Linked DNA regions of Homo sapiens: region 1 is linked to region 2. Evidence: read pairs that join two places in POLR2A ChIA-PET (ENCODE). Cell type or tissue: OCI-LY7. All regions are shown on one strand. Each heading gives the region's core, and the rest is flanking DNA. Links, peaks and the distances in the headings are about the cores only.

The links. ChIA-PET counts read pairs that join two places held together with the same protein. Peaks named below come from ENCODE experiments on the same cell type or tissue, not always from the same donor. Only the 100,000 strongest peaks of a DNase experiment are listed, where the experiment ranks them.
Region 1: POLR2A ChIA-PET joins it to region 2 with 10 read pairs; 4 of 35 experiments call an interaction of 5 or more read pairs at or near these places.

Annotation. Positions count from the first base shown.
Region 1 is chr6:156,968,773-156,976,978 of GRCh38, forward strand. The region is part of intron 4 of ARID1B (AT-rich interaction domain 1B); the gene reads left to right. Among named protein-coding and RNA genes, the nearest start is that of MIR4466, 190 kb to the left of the region's middle. In OCI-LY7, for the core only: no CTCF peak of the experiment used is centred there; a DNase peak (open chromatin) is centred at 6,369; H3K4me3 peaks cover 1,696 bases; H3K27ac peaks cover 1,433 bases.
Region 2 is chr6:156,888,895-156,897,100 of GRCh38, forward strand. All of the region lies in intron 2 of ARID1B (AT-rich interaction domain 1B), which reads left to right. Among named protein-coding and RNA genes, the nearest start is that of MIR4466, 110 kb to the left of the region's middle. In OCI-LY7, for the core only: no CTCF peak of the experiment used is centred there; no DNase peak of the experiment used is centred there.

The DNA of each region.
Region 1 (8,206 bases), core at 2,469-6,468, 80 kb after region 2:
AATGGGAGTCAAGGCTCCTTCCTCACAGGGTCATTGTCAGGATCACCAGAGATCATGTACTACAGTGCCTCAGTGAATGGTGGTGATTTTTGTTGTGAATGGTTACTCTGGCTTGAGGTTGTGTGCTAGCTGCTTGGAGTGAAGGGCGCAAGCCCCTGGGAGCAGGTCTCTTCTGTGAGTGGAGCCCAGGTGGAGAGGTGGCCCCAGGGAGGTGCTCCACATGCGCACAGTTGCACTGTTGAAAAGGATGGCTCACTTCCAGTACAATGGGTTCTGTTCATGGGTTGAAACTTTCAGAGGCTGAGGATTTAACTTCAATTTACTATATTTCTGGCAAATGCATTCCAGGTTCCAAACAATGTGACCTTGCAATGGACTTGAGTAGCATAACTTATTTATAAATTATTACCTCAGTGGACACTGAGTAAAGACATATCTTGCTGTTTATGTCTCAGGAGATTTGTGTTTGTGTGTATGTGTCGACAAAGTTCTCCAGAAAATATTCCATATGAATGCAAATCGCAGTTCAAAATCAGTCTGTTAGTCTGGGCTTAACTTGTACCCCTTTCAGCCCCAGGATCGGTGGTGGTGGTTCCCTGTTCAGCCGTGTTGCATTTGTACTGCAGGCTCTCCCCATGAGTGCTGGTATCTGTCTTAAGACAACCAGCTAGAGGAAGGAGTGCAGTCTGGGTTCAGAACACACAGCAGAACTCACTGTTTAAGCTACTGAACACATGGTAGACATGGCGAGCCACATTTATTTGCATTTACTGAAAAGAGATGTCACAAAAACATTTAAAACCTTCTAATACAAGAATTACTGTACATCTAATATCTGTAGTTACCCAAGAGCCAAGCTACTTAACCACTTTCAACCTTATTCCAATGGTACTAGCTTATAACTGTTAATCTAGAACTCTAGATGTTAGACTTGATTCATACGAGCTTTATATGGCCAGGGGAACTTAGACTCTGGAACACTTATTAAAATAGAAGTTTAAAAGCATACTTCAGTATTACATCCCAATTTTCTAAAGAGAAGACACTGTCTAGTAACTTAGAAGGCTCAATAATTTCAATTTGTTTTCTTCTGTCTTGTTTATTTCTTATTATATAATGCTTTTTTTTTTTTTTTTTGCATTGACTGGTATCAGGTAAACCAGCACTAGATTAAAGCAATTCAGACTTGAAAATTAATGTTTACCTTTTCTGTGTCAATTAGTGAACTGTAGAATGTAGAATTTGTATTTAATTATTAAGAATAAAAGCTTTGACTTTGTTTTTTTTGTGTGTTTTGTTTGTTGTTTTGTTTTGTTTTGTTTTTTGAGATGGAGTCTCACTCTGTTGCCCAGGCTGGAAGTGCAATGGCATGATCTTGGCTCACTGCAACCTGTGCCTCCTGGGTTCAAGCAATTCTCCTGCCTCAGCCTCCTGAGTAGCTGGGATTACAGGCGCCCACCACCATACCCGGCTAATTTTTTGTATTTTTTAGTAGAGATGGAGTTTCACCATGTTTACCAGGCTAGTCTTGAACTCCTGACCTCAAGTGATCCACCTGCCTCGGCCTCCCAAAGTGCTGGGATTACAGGCATGAGCCACCTTGCCCAGCCAAGCTTTGACTTTTTAAATAAAAAATTTTTAATCAAAAATTGCTTTTGATTTTTGTCTTTTAAAAACAGTTTGGCATTTCACTCTCTTCTGTCACACTTGAAATGTGCTTTAACTATTTAACCAAGATTACTGAGTCTGCTATGATGTTGCAAATTTTGGAACATTAAAAACAATTTGTTCAAAACTATTTTATTCCTATTTCATTAATACTGCCAAATTTTTATGATTAGTAAACAACACTCAAAAGAGATAATTCTTTTAGGTTATAGAGCAACTGTCTGTGGGTCATTGGAAAAGGAATGCTTCAGTGCCCAGCCTTCCTTCTGCATTGCTGTCCCAATCTCTTACCTGCTCTGCACTCACTGCTGGGCTGGAGCAGGTGACTGCCTTTTGCCCTCTGAATGACAGCAGCTGATGTTTGTGGTTGGAGAGGGGGCCCATCTTATGCTGGACTCAGTTCTCTCTCAGCCTAGCTTTGCCAACCCTGGATCTCTAGCAGGGAAGCAGAATTCTCCCCAGTGTGCTGTTTGCGTGAAAGTATAGGTCTGATCTTCTTTGGGTCCTATTTTACCCTCTGCTGCCAGCTTCTGCAGCCGGTGGAGCCCTGATGCTAGTCACCCAAAGAAATGACAGGTTTACTGCTGTGTCCTCATTCATCTTCATCCTTCTTGAAGTTCACAGTTGATGAAATTTTTGGAAAATTCTTTATAATTAAGAGTAATTACCAGGGAATTAAAACTGAAGGGTTTTTGTAGATTTGGGGCTTTGGATTCTAAAAGACATGAATTCATACATTCTTGTTTCTGCTTTTACTTTCCTTGTGGTCTTGGAAAAAATATGTTCTTTTAAATTGCAGCGTTATCTGTAAAATGAGCCTGCTTTCCTTATTGATAGACAGATTACATGAACCAATTGAACAAAGAGCTCAGCATAGTGCCTTAATCAATTTAGTCCCATGTTCTTCAGCCTCAAGTTATTTATCTTTAAAATGGGCATAATAACATATAACATTATGTAACAGAGATGTTGAAAGAACTTTGTGTGTGCACGCACCTGTGTGTGTATGCAGAGAAAATATCCTAACTAGATACATTAGACAACTGTGGATGGGCTTGGGAGTGTGTTCCTTTACTATTGCTATACTCATTTGGAGGCTTAAAACAACATCTGTGTATTATTTCATAGTTTCTATGGCTCAGGAATCTGGGCAGGCATACTGAATTCTCTGCCCAGAATCTCCTAAGGCTGATATCGGGGTGTCAGCCGGGGCTGTGATCTCATCTAGGGCTTGTGGGGGTTCCTCTTCCAAGCTCCTGTGGTTGCTGGCATAATTCATTTCCTTGCAGCTGTGGAGCTCATGGCACCTTGCTTCCTCAAGGCCAGCCAGAGAGTCTCTCTGATCCCTCTTTAAGGAGCTCTCCTGCTTAGAACGGGCCTACCCACGATAATTTCCTTTTCGATTAACTAATTAGGGGCCTTAATTATATCCTCAGAGTCCCTTGACCTTTGCTGTATAACATGGTTTAATGGTAGGATTGCTATCCCAACACATTTACGGGTCCTTCCTGCACTTGAGGCTCGAGCGCCCTAGTGTTTGTACCCAGAGCCAGGAATCCTGGGGGACATCACAGAATTCTGCCTACACACAGAGTGAGCATGGGCTGGGAAGGACATAGGTTTCTTAGTTCATATAGTTCTGTATTTAAACTTTTTAAAAATGGTATAATACATAAAGGTTAAAATAGTTCTTTTTATTTTACTTGGTATGAGATTCCCCCAGAATTCTCAAATGAAAATTACAAGACATAATTCTGGAAGGAATTTTAGTTAATGTATACTTAGTCACAATAGTCGTTCTCAAACAGTGTCAGGAGTGGACAATCAGAAATAAAGCAAATGGTCTAGGCTTGTGACCTTATTTAGCTGTGGGGCAGGGATTGGGGCCAGCCAAAGGCCCAGGGGTGTCCAGTGGTTGCATGGTGGCACCTGTGCTGAGGGCTGGACGAGCTGTCCACTTTATCCCTTCCCCTGTGCCCACAGCTTTTGCTTTTCTGAGTGTAAAATTGCACAGATCTACTTTATTAAGAATATTTATTTTAATTGGATTGTGTCACGTTGATGAAGGATTTTTCTTTAGTTACCAGTGGAAGATGAACATTTAGTAAGCATGTGAACATAAATTTGGATAGCATGGTTTGAAATCAGAACCATAAGCACGTAATGCTTTTCCATTATTATTGATTAAAATAGGAGGCTTCGTTTCTGTCTCACCTTTTCAGTTAAACCCTCATTCTCCCCTTGGTAATATGTGGGATTCAGGTGTCAGTCTTTTCCAGCCAGAGAGACCTGCAGGACTTAGAAATCAGACTGATTACAGTTCTGATGTTCCTCTTTAAAACAAGCCATGTGCTAACAAACCAACCACCAAAAAGGTGGTCACTTTTTAGAATTTTGCTTAAAATTTTCCAGTAAAAAGACATTTTAAACTTTCAGTTTCTTTGTATTTTGATTTTATTGAAAGAAATAAAGTTAAAAAGTCATTTCAAGTGATACTTTGGTTGGTATCTGTTAATAGTGCTGTTGAGGATAGTTAACACATGGTAGTTTAGTATGTTTCTCATTGTATTATATAAAACCATATATAGTAGTTTACAGAGTATAGACTATGTATAACAGACTAATAGTCTCACATCATATAAGCAAAAGCCTAAGACTTTGTGCCGTGCAGTACAGTAGGCACTAGCTACTTGTGGGTATTGTGCACTCAAAAACTGGCTAGTAATTAAGGGACTGAATTGTACATTTATTTTATTTTAACAAATTTTAGAAATCTAAATAGCTACATGTGGCAGTCATGTTGGCTCATATTGGACAGCACAGATTATAGAACCTTTTTTTTTATTTTTTGGTAACAGCGAGTTCTTTAGAACTGTGCTGGTGTACGCATACGTAGTTTATAAGTTCCTATCATGAAGCAGTAACTGTTAATAAATGATCTTTGACAGCCCTTCTGATTCTCAAATTCTGTGCCATATCGTTTGCTATAAATTACTTTTTAATGCATTTTAATAGCATATGTAGGGTTATTTTACTTGTGAGTTTCTAAGCTGCTCATCTTCTGCATGTCTTTTACTGCTATGCAATGAAAAACATTTTTGGTTATTGGTTTAAACAGAACTTAGTTTTTAAGCATCACAGAATTTCCATATCAGATGGGAGTTGGAGGCAAATGAAATAAATAAAAGAAAATTCTATATTAGTTTACTTTTTAGCCCTCCAAATCCTTCCTGCTCTCAGGAGAACTGAGACTTGATTTGTTTGTCTTGAAAGATGGAACCACAGGCAACGCCCCCACTGTGTCCCTGCCCCCACTTATTTTTGGTTCAGTTTGACTTACCAATTTATTTCAATATTTACCGAATTTATTTAAAAATTTCCTCAAAGACATTTATTGGCATATATCATTCTGATTGTGGTTTTTCCTTCTTCAAAACCTCTTGATTGTTCAGGTTAGATTTTATGTGACCTGAATAGAAGTTCTCTCTTTGTCTGAAAACTTTTTCCTTGTGGAATGGTTTTCTACAACATTTTGCTAGGCTAATTTAGGTGTGATTTCCCAAAGGGCATCTGACTTGAAAACATTATTCATTCAGGTCTGACAATGCCCAGGATTTTAGGAGAGAGAAAGAGAGAGACTAGGGAAGAAATGAAGTGAAAACTGTAGTTTAGTTTTGGATTTTGAGTTTTTACTATTTATATTTCATTTATATCTGTGTACATTTTATTTTTTTAATAGCCTGAATAAAGATGTGCAATTTAAACAAGTTCAGATTGCCTACAGTTCAGGATTTTTAAAACACGTAGATTATTTTGGGAGCTTTATCTTTATAAACCTTGTAATAACAAAACCACGTGAGTACCAGAATCATTTCTCTTACTTAGTTTCTTGCAAGGGAAGCATTATTGACTCTTCTTTTTGCAGCAAACCAACATTTAAAACACATTGAATGATAAATAAGAAATAATCTTGTTTGGTTAATGTACCTGAAAAGCCAATTGTGTAGAGGTAAAGAGGAAACTGTTGTAATTTTGTTTAAGATTGGAGAAGAAGAGAAAGGTTAAATTGTTCCTTGAAAACATAACGCAGAACCAAAAACCCCCACATGTACTCTCTGACATCTTCTTCACACAAGACATATTTTATATTAATGAAATTCAGATAATTAAAAATCCAAGTGTAGGCATAGAAAAATCTTTACTTTTTCTTAGATACTGGCAGAGTTGTTTTAACTCAGTGAGAAGCATCACATGGAACAATAGAATTTATTAGCTGTTTGTTAAATTGTTTTAGCTGCTACTAAAATATATGCTTTCACTTATCAGAACTTACTTTCAAGTTCCATTACATCCTTCACATGCAGTATATGAACTTTACAGCAGCACACACTGTCTCTCCCTTCTCTGCCTTTTTGCTGTTGTTGTCATACATTCAGTATCTCAATATTTTATAAACACCACTACACATATTTATTTTATCTACCATTTGATGGCCATTTGGGTTCTTTCCACTTTTCAGCTATTTTGAATAGTTCTGCCAGGAACAGTCATGTGTAGGTCTTTCTGTAGACATATTTTCAGTTCTCTTCAGTAGATACTTAGAAGTGGAATCTGCTGGGGGTGTGTGATTTTTGTGTAACATTTGAAGAAACTGCCACACTGTTTTCCAAATGACTGAACCATTTTACATTCTTATAAGCGGTGTTCCTCTCCACACCTCACCAGCACTTATCTTTTGTCTTTTGCATCGTGGCCATTTTTGTGGATGTGACTGGGGTTTTAATTTGCATTTTCCTAGTAATCAATGATGTGCATCTTTTAATGTGTGCATTGGCCATTTATACACCCTTTTTGGTGAAATGTCTATTCAAATATTTTGCCCATTTTAAAATTGGAGGAGTTTTGTCTTGAGTTTTAAGGGTTCTTTATATATCATGGATATGCATCTTTTATCATATATATGATTTGCAGATATTTTCTCACAGGCTGTGGTTTATCTTTTCACTTGCTTAAAAGGTGTCTTTTGAAGCAAAAAAATACCTTTAATTTTGCTGAAGTCCAACTTTACCATTTTTAAAAATCACTTGTGCTTTTGGTGCGAAACTGCCTCATTTTCAAAAGACATTTTTTTCCACCGGATATAGAATTTTAGTTTGACTGTATTTTTTTTTTCTTTTTTTTTTTTTTTTTCAGTTCCTTAAAGATACTGGTCCACTGTCTTCTGGCTTTCATTGTTTTGGCAAGAAGTCTTTTTAATTTTATTGTTCTTGATGTAATGTGTTTTTTTCTGACTCCTTTTAAGATTTTTCTCCTCTTCCCCCCATCTTTCCATGCCACCACAGTGGTGCATGTCACGAGCGTCCATGTGAAGAGACCACCAGGCAAGCTTTACGTGAACAGTAAAGCTTTTTTATTTCACCTGGGTGCAGGCGGGCTGAGTCCGAAGAGTCAGCAAAGGGTGATGGGATTATCATTAGTTCTTATAGGTTTGTGATAGGCGGTGGAGTTGGGAGCAGTTTTTTTGTGGGCAGGGGGAGGATCTTACAAAGTACCTTCTCAAGGGTGGAGCGGGTGTATCGTACAAAGTACATTCACAAGGACGGGGGAATATCATAAAGTACATAAGCGCAAGGGCTGGGAGGGGGTGTATTGTCACAAAGTCAATTGATCAGTCAGGGTGGGGCAGGAACAAATCACAATGGTGGAATGGCATCAGTTAAGGCAGGAACTGGCTATTTTCACTTTTGTGAATCTTCAGTTGCTTCAGGCCATCTGGATGTATATGTGCAGGTCACAGGGGATATGACGGCTTAACTTGGGCTCAGAGGCCTGACAGTGCACACGGATGTCCTGGCTGACATTCTCAAGAGCATCAACAATGCCGAAAAGAGGCAAACGCTAGGTGCTTTTTAAGCTGTGCTCCAAGGTCATTGCCCGTTTCTCACTGTGATGATGCAGCACGGATTATGCGGGGTGGAGTTGGGGGGACTTCCTGGGCCGGGGGACTTTTGCAAGAGACCCCGGTGACTCAGGATTTTGAGTTCTTAACCAGTCGAGTGAAGGATTCAAAATTAACCACTCCAAGGGAGGATTGAAAAAAGAACCACTCTCAGTGGACAAAAAGAAAGAAAGGGGAGAGGGTAACACAGGGATATAAGCCCTAGTCACCCGAGCCAGCAACGGCAACCCTTCTGGGTCCCCTTCCACCACGTGGAAGCTTTCCTTTCACTTTGTTCAGTAAACTGCGCTGCTGCTCACTCTCCTGGTCCGTGGACTCTTTTTAAGCTGTAACACTCACCGTGAAGGTCCGCAGCTTCATTCATCAAAGTTAGCGAGACCACAAACCCATCGGCAGGAAAAACTCCTAACTCAGTTACATTGGCAAATTTGAAATCATTGATGATCACAGAGCTGGGAAAATTGTTGTGAACCTCACAGGCGGGCTAAACAAGTGTGGAGTGATCAGCCTCAGATTTGATGTGCAACTCAAAGATCTAGAAAAATGGCAGAATAATCTGCTTCCATCCTGCCAGTTTGG
Region 2 (8,206 bases), core at 2,307-6,306:
GGTATGGAAAATACTTATTTTTTAATTTTGTTTTAAATGCAAATATTGATACCCTAGGTGTCAAAGCTTCCACATTAAAAGTGAGTGTGGCTCTTTTTACTGTTAAAAATTTTTTCCTGTTTTATATTATTATATCAATAAGGCACACAAACTTATAGGTGAGTTTTTCACTGCTGTGACAGTTTAGGAAAGACCACATTTTAAAATGCCAGCTCTGTTTTCTTCAAGAATAGGCAGTATGAATTATTTAACTCTTAGGCAACCCTCCTACCATACCAAGTTTATATACACTGGAAATATGCTATTTTTTAAGCTATTTTAGAATAAGATTTGTCATCCCTTGTATTAAACAAATGCTCTTCTCTCAGAAGCTGCGGATTTTTTCCTGTTGTTCTTCTATTTTGTCAAAAAACACACTGTAGACTTTATAGATCTGTGGTATCGAATACTCTCGATTGGATCCTCAGGAAGAAAGTGTTTTAAAGTGTGTAATTAGGGCACTTGAGCATAAAACTACAATTATACACTTGCGTGTTAATTTTGTGTACAGTAAGACTTTAGTTCAACACTGGTTGTAAATGAGAGGAAGCATTTGACTGCCAGTGAATGCCTGCATTTTATGAATACTTGAATAAAATCTCCTCTAATTGGCTGACCTGGAAAGAAAGGTGAAAACATCTGTAGTTCAGTGGGAGAGGAGAATACAAAATGTGTACTAGAGATTTCCTTTTCCAGGTACCTCGAAAAGTGATCTCACTCTTGTGTACAGCCGTGTTTGCTGTGCCTTCGGGATCGTTTGTGCTATTCTAGCTGCTGTTTCACAATAAAGGCGAACAGGGTGAAAGCAGTTTAGATAGGCAAAGGAAAAGAATCAAGGGACAGACTGGCATGGACAGTAGTTGGCAAGGAATTTTTGATATGGTTAAAAAAAAGGCTTTGGGCTGATATAATTGACTTGCGTTGGTTGACTATACATTTGTTAATCAAATTCTGTGTACAAGAGTTAGGCAACACTCCTTGAAGCCTGAAGGAGTTAATTTTATGAAAACTAAAGGATGTACCAGTTTGCAAAGTGGATAATAATGTGGGAGAGCTTGTTACCCTAAAGAGATAGCCTGGACTGGAAATATAAATTAATTTAAGAAGTGTATAAATAAATTCATGGATAATAGATTCATAATGGTTATTAAGAGGAAATAAAGGCTGTTCAGGACATATCCCTGACTTCTGGAAATTGAGGTCATGAGAGGCACTACCATTTAGTTCCCACAGCTATATAGAATATTCACTCCGCAGAACATTGGTCTGACCTACTATTCACTTCAGCTGTGATTTGCTAAATATAGAGTAGTTGAACTTAGAATAAGCAGTGAAATTTTGTAGGCAATTAATAATTGTAAAGAAATCCAAGAGGGATTGTATGTGTATGTCTTTATAATCTTATATCGTGTGTACCCTTCTAAGTTTTATAAAAAATTTGTCACGAAAAAGACTTGTTACTGATAAAAAATGAGAACTTTTCAATGTTTCCCAAATCAAAAAAGGTAAATCTATTTTATCCTATGATTTTTTTTAAATTTCTAAGCTAATGGGGAGGGTTAAATTATCCCAGATGTGTTGGTTTCAGAAAGCCTGTTAAAAACTGGCAATGTTTATGGCCCAGAAGTTACCTGTTAGGAAGGAACCAGGGCCCAGGCCAGAACATACTGGACTTCAGAGCAATGTGAGAGCCATGGACCCAGCTTGTGGGTGTGGGTGGTCAGCTAGCCCATTCTGCAGTGTGGGACACTGCCTGACCCTTTTGTATACTTTGCCAACTTCTTTCTCATCCCGGGTCATCTTTTTCCTGTTAGTCAAGAGAAGCCAGATAGAATTGGAGGGAACTTAGCTTTAGTATACAGTGCATACAGTAAGTGCTCAATATACATTTGTTGACTATTTCTCATTTTTCAAGGGTGAAAGGTGAATTTCAGGAAATTGTGGAGTTTTTGTTGTTGTTGTTGTTGTTTGTTTTTTCCTTAGACAAACCTAAGAACAAGATTTATTTTTCTTCTTAAAATAAGAAAGAGGGGAGGAAAAGGCACCTAAGCTGTTTAGGAGTCTCATTTGGGAACTTAGCTTAAGGGACTGTGGAATGTTGAGCAGTTGTAAGATCTTGACCTTGTAAACTTTATTTATTACCTTCTAGCACATTATTTTTGACTGGACATGTTGACATAATAAAATTTCCTTGTGCAATTGGTTCAACCACGCATCAGCTTAGCATCTGAATTTCTTGCTGTGGGGAATTTTCAGTCTGTCTCTTATGCATGAAAAATGGTGTTTGATCTTCCTGTGAAATCAGGAGCCAGCAGGATTTGCCACATGTGAATGGAGCTGTTGTGGACTTAAGATTTTTCTTCTGCTTTTTGCTTTCCCATTTTGTAGAATTTACCTGGAGGGGTTCAAATCTGTGATGAAAAACAAACACATAAAAATTAAGGAGCTTTCTTCTGTTTAAGATAAATTGTTATACTTTTTGATAACTCTTAGACAGCAGCAGTAAATAATCCTAAATAAATTTCATTTTGTTCTAGATTCATGAAAAACAGAGTTGGTTTAAGGAGTGATTTTGGTATATATTCTTTGAGGCTGTTAATTCTTTATACCTATACCACAAACAGATTCTCACATTCAAAAATAACATTATACTACATATGGTTTTGTAGCCTGCTATCTTTAAACCTCAACTCAGTAATATATGGACAGAACTTTTTGTTATTAAATATAGTGTAAAATGAGGATTGTTATTTTTAATGGCTCTATAGTATTTTATTGAATCCTCACCTCTGCTCTTTTTTTTCCCCCCCTCAAACCAGTTCCCTGTTGATGGACATTTAAACATTTAGGCTGTTTCCCTATTTTTGAGTGGAGCAGCAATGAACTCCTTGCTACACATATCTTTGCATACTTGTTTCATACCTTTTCTTTTTCTTTTCTGTTTTTTTTTTTTTTTGAGACGGAGTCTCACACTTTCCCCCGGGCTGGAGTACAATGGCGCAATTTCGGCTCACTGCAGTCTCTGCCTCTCCGGTTCAAGCGATTCTCCTGCCTCACTCTCCTGAGTAGCTGGGACTACAGGTGTGCATCACCACACCCAGCGAATTTTCTTTTTTTTTTTTTTTTCTTTTTTTTTTTGTATTTTTAGTAGTGACGGGGTTTCACCATGTTGGCCAGGATGGTCTCTATCTCTTGACCTCGTGATCCAGCCACCTCGGCCTCCCAAAGTGACAGGCGTGAGCCACCACACCCGGCCTCATACTTTTTCTTAAGATAAATTCCTAAAGTAGAATTTTGGGTTAAAAGAACGTTGTTTCTATACATATTATGACTTGCCTTACATATTTTACTTTGTAAATTCACCATGATTATTTCAGTTTGCCCTGTTGCTCTGTAATATTTTGGATTATGTAAAATGAAAACATAAAAACTCACTGATAAGCATCTAGGATCAGTCATTAATTATAAAACAAAATTTACATCTAGGTCTAAAGGCAAGAAAGATTTAAGCATAAATGTGTTAAAATGTGTGTTATAGAATGATAAAAATGGAGACGAACAGTTTAGACTTCTGTATTAAGTGTATATACATATGCCACCAATATTTTAAAGCTATTATTTATATCCATTAAAATGCCTAAATCTTAAGCATGCAATTCAGTGAGTTTTGACAATTACATACGTCTAGGATACCACTATCCTAATTAGACTATTTCCGTCACTCCTAGAAAATTCCTTCATGTCTCTTTCCAGCCAGGCCCCATATCCCACAATCATTGTTATGATTTCTGTCACAATAAGTTGATTTTGCCTGATTTTGAATTTCATGCAAACAGACCATATGGTGTGTTGAGAATGTATACATTTAATTAGTTCTTTTCAAAAAATAGTTCTTGATGGATGTGTAAATACCAAACTGTACTTCTTAAAACAGAAAGATCCAAAGCTGATGTGAAAATTGTATAGAATAAAAACAATAAGTCTTTCAAAAGAATAAAATTGGACCCTTTGCCTTAGACTATATATAACAATTAGCTCATAATCTATCATAGACCTAAGTGTGTAAGAGCTTAAACAAAGCTATAAAACTCTTTTTTTTTCTTTTTTCTTCCTTTTTTTTTTTTTTTGAGATGGAGTCTTGCCCTGTCACCCAGGCTGGAGTGCAGTGGTGCAATCTTGGCTCACTGCAGCCTCCGCCTCCTGGGTTCATGTGATTCTCCTGCCTTAGCCTCCTGAGCAGCTGGGATCACAGGCACTCATCACCACATCTGGCTGATTTTTGTATTTTCACCACATTGGCCAGGCTGGTCTCGAACTCCTGACCTCAAATGATCCACTCGCCTCGGCCGTCCGAAGTGCTGGGATTACAGGTGTGAGCCACTGTACCTGGCTATAAAACTCTTAAAAGAAAACAGAGGAAAAGTTTGGCACTGCATTTGGTAATTATTCCTTGGATATGACACCAAAAGCATAGGCAACAAAAGAAAGGACAGACAAATTGGAGTACGTCAAAGTTTTAAAAACTTTTGAGCATCAAAGGAGACTATCGAGAGAGTGAAAAGGTATAACCCACAGAATAGGAGAAAATATTTGCAAATCATATATCTGATAGGGGATTAATATCTATATAAAACACTCCTATCAACAGCAAAACAAATAACCTAATTAAAAAAAATGGCAAAGGACTTGAATAAACATTTTTCCAAAGAAGATATATACATGGCCAATAAGCACATGAAAAGGTACTCAACAGCACTGATCATTAGAGAAATGCAAATTTCACAATGAGTATGTTATCACTTCACACCCAGTATTAGTACAGCTGATATTTAATATTAAGAAAAACCCAGAAAATACCAAGTGTTGTCAAGGATATGGAGAAATTGGAAGCTTGCGTCCTGTTGGTGGGAATGTGAAATGGTGCAGCCACTGTGAGAAGCAGTATGATAGTTCTCAAAAAATTAAACATAGAATTACCATATACTCCAGCAGTCCCACTTCTCGGAATGTACCCCAAGACGTAAAAGCAACAATTCGACCAGATATTTGTAAACCCCTATTCAGAGCAGCATTTTTCACAATACTCAAAAGTTGGAAACAGTCGAGTGTTTATCCATGGGTGAGTGGATAAACAGTTATGCTGTATACATTCCGTGGCCTTAAAACGGAATGAAACATGATACACACCACAACATGGATGAACCTTGAATACGTTATGCTAACTCAGACACAAAATAAGCCAGACACAAAGGAACAAATATTGTGTGATTCTGCCTATGTGAGATAGCAAGACTAACCAAATTCATAGAGTCAGAAAGTGTAATGGTGCTTGCCGGGGGTTGGGATGGGGGCCGGGGGGTTGGGATGGGGGCCGGGGGTTGGGATGGGGAACAGAATGTGGGGTTGTTATTTCCAGGGCACAGAGTTTCCATTTGGGATGATGAAATCCTATAAAAGGATGGTGGTGATGGTTGGCCAACAGTGTGAATGTACTTATGCATCATTGAACTGTATACTTCAAATGGTTAAAATGGTCAATTTTGTGTATATTTTAGCACAATTAAAAAAGGTCTTTAGACATGGAAGATAAGGAGAAAGGTGCTCATTCTTTTACACAGCAAAATAGTAGCATGTTAGAATTCAGTAGTGGGGAGTTTTCACCACACTTGAATACGTCTCTGATAAGTTTAGGACAATGCCAAGTATTTCTTTTGTTCATAGATTCTTTTCCTCCAAAAGGAGGAACAAACTGATAATGTAAGTAGATTGAGCTATTCAGAGACACCAGGTCTGTGATAGAAACTGGGGCGTGTTTTAGTATCATAACTTCAAAGCTCACATCAAGGAGGTTCTAATATCTGTTCCAGTGTTTTTCTATGCTTTCCTAGAGATAGAACTGGACTGGACTATAGTTTAGCTCAAGGCAAGCAGCTCTTAACGTTTCCATTGACTGTGGTGTGTGATTTCTATATGTATTTCAGGAGGTTCAGTCAACAGACATTCACCGAGCTCTTAGTACTGGACAGGCATGTGGAATACAGTGATGAACTGAACTAGCAAGGGCCTGTCCTGTGCAGTGGACTGTCCAGTGGTGTGGTGGTGTTCATGGTCAAATGAGTTTGAGAAATCTTGGATGTAAAGGTGGACAAGTTTCCAAACTTTTTAAAGGATTTCACATATCCTTTAATGTGATGATATGGTATGTTTTCTTTTTATAGTATATTTGTTTTTTAAACTTTTTTAAATTATAGAACTCATTTCTGTGTGATATTCTATAGAATTAGTGTCCCTTGTAGGACCCATAGGGAAATTAGTGACCCTTAGGGAAATGCTGGCATAAAGTTCTGTCTGTTAGAGGTTCACCAACCTACAGGACACTTGTTTCCCTTGGGAGGAGATCATAATGAAGGCTTCCTCCTAGTTCTGTCCTGAATGCCCTGATGGCTTGTGAGGAGAGGGACAGTCGCTCAGACACCAGAACTCAGAAGAGCTATGGCCTGGAGTGTCCTAGGTGAAAGGCCTGGGAAGTGATTGGAGCACCTGGTCTTGTAGTCAGGGACTTGGCCTTTGAGCTGAGTCTCTTTTCTCGGAAGGACACCTCCTGGGGTGTCCCCTCCTGCCTTGTGTGGGTGCTTGAGTTTCCCAGGGCCACCTCTTTTTGGGAGGATGTGGACTGGGGTGGAGGCAAAATCTTTATGGTAAAAGTGGAAAATTGTGAAATAATTTAGACATATAGAAAAGTACAGAAGCAAATATAACAGACACACTTGTGTAATTACAGATACAGTATATACAGGTGTATACACACACACACACACACACCCACATACACACAGTATATATAGGTATAAAAATAACATGTTACCCTATTTGCTTCACATCTTTCTTTTTATAAAGGAGCAAAGCATGGCTGAAGCCACGCCCCATAATCCCCAATTCTTTTCAATGCACGTTTCTATACTTTTGCTACATGTGTGTTTATAAACAGTATACACTAATATCTTACGTATTCAAATTTTATACAAATGATATGATACTGCATTAACTTTTTGTTGCTTTCTTTTTAAACTCAACATTGTAGTTTTTAGTTTTGTACCATTTTGATATGTGGCGTCTTACTCCTTTTTTACTACTGTGTAGATTTAATTGTGTGCCTATAGCAAAGTTAACTTTTCCCATTTACCTTCTGTCTTAGAGTTAGATTTTGTCCTCTTCTGTCAATTGTAGTAGACAGGACTGCATTGAATATCCTTCCTGGAACATGTGTGTTTCATGGTTATATACTTAACAAGGCGCATGGCCGGGTCATGGGGTCAGTGTACCTTTAAACCTAGTAAGAAACTGCTCTCTAAACTTCTTTAGGCCAGGCTCAGTAGCTCATGCCTCTAATCCCACCAGTTTGGGAGCCCAAGGCAGGTGGATCACCTGAGGTCAGGAGTTCGAGACCAGCCTGACCAATATGATGAAACCCATCTCTACTAAAAATATATAAATTAGCTGGTCGTGGTGGCCCGCTCCTGTAATCCCAGCTACTCAGGAGGCTGAGACAGGAGAATCACCTGAACCCAGGAGGCAGAGGTTACAGTGAGCCGAGACCACACCACTGCACTCCAGCCTGGGCAACAAGAGCAAAACTGCGTCTCAAAAAAAAAAAAAAAAAAAAAAAAGAGGACACAGTGGCTCACGCCTGTAATCTCAGCACTCTGGGAGGCCAAGGCAGGTGGATCACGAGGTCAAGAGATCGATACCATCCTGGCCTACATGGTGAAACCCCGTCTCTACTGAAAATACAAAAATTAGCCTGGCGTGGTGGCATGCACCTATAATCCCAGCTACTCGGGAGGCTGAAGCAGGAGAATCACTTGAACCTGGGAGGCGGAGGTTGCAGTGAGCTGAGATCGTGCCACTGCACTCCAGCCTGACGACAGAGCGAGACTCCACCTCAAACAAAACAAAAACAAACTTCTTTAGAAGGAAAAAGGGGGAGAGGGTAACCTTTGATCATTTCACTCATTTTGGAGGATGAGCAAAAAGTTCAGGGTATGGTGAAATGAAAAATGAGTCCTGACCCTGCATATTTAACGTGATACAGAAATGTGAAAGGTAGTACTTGCGTTCTTTATTGGGATAATTTTCTAAAATAAATATGTAAGTGAATCATTTTTAG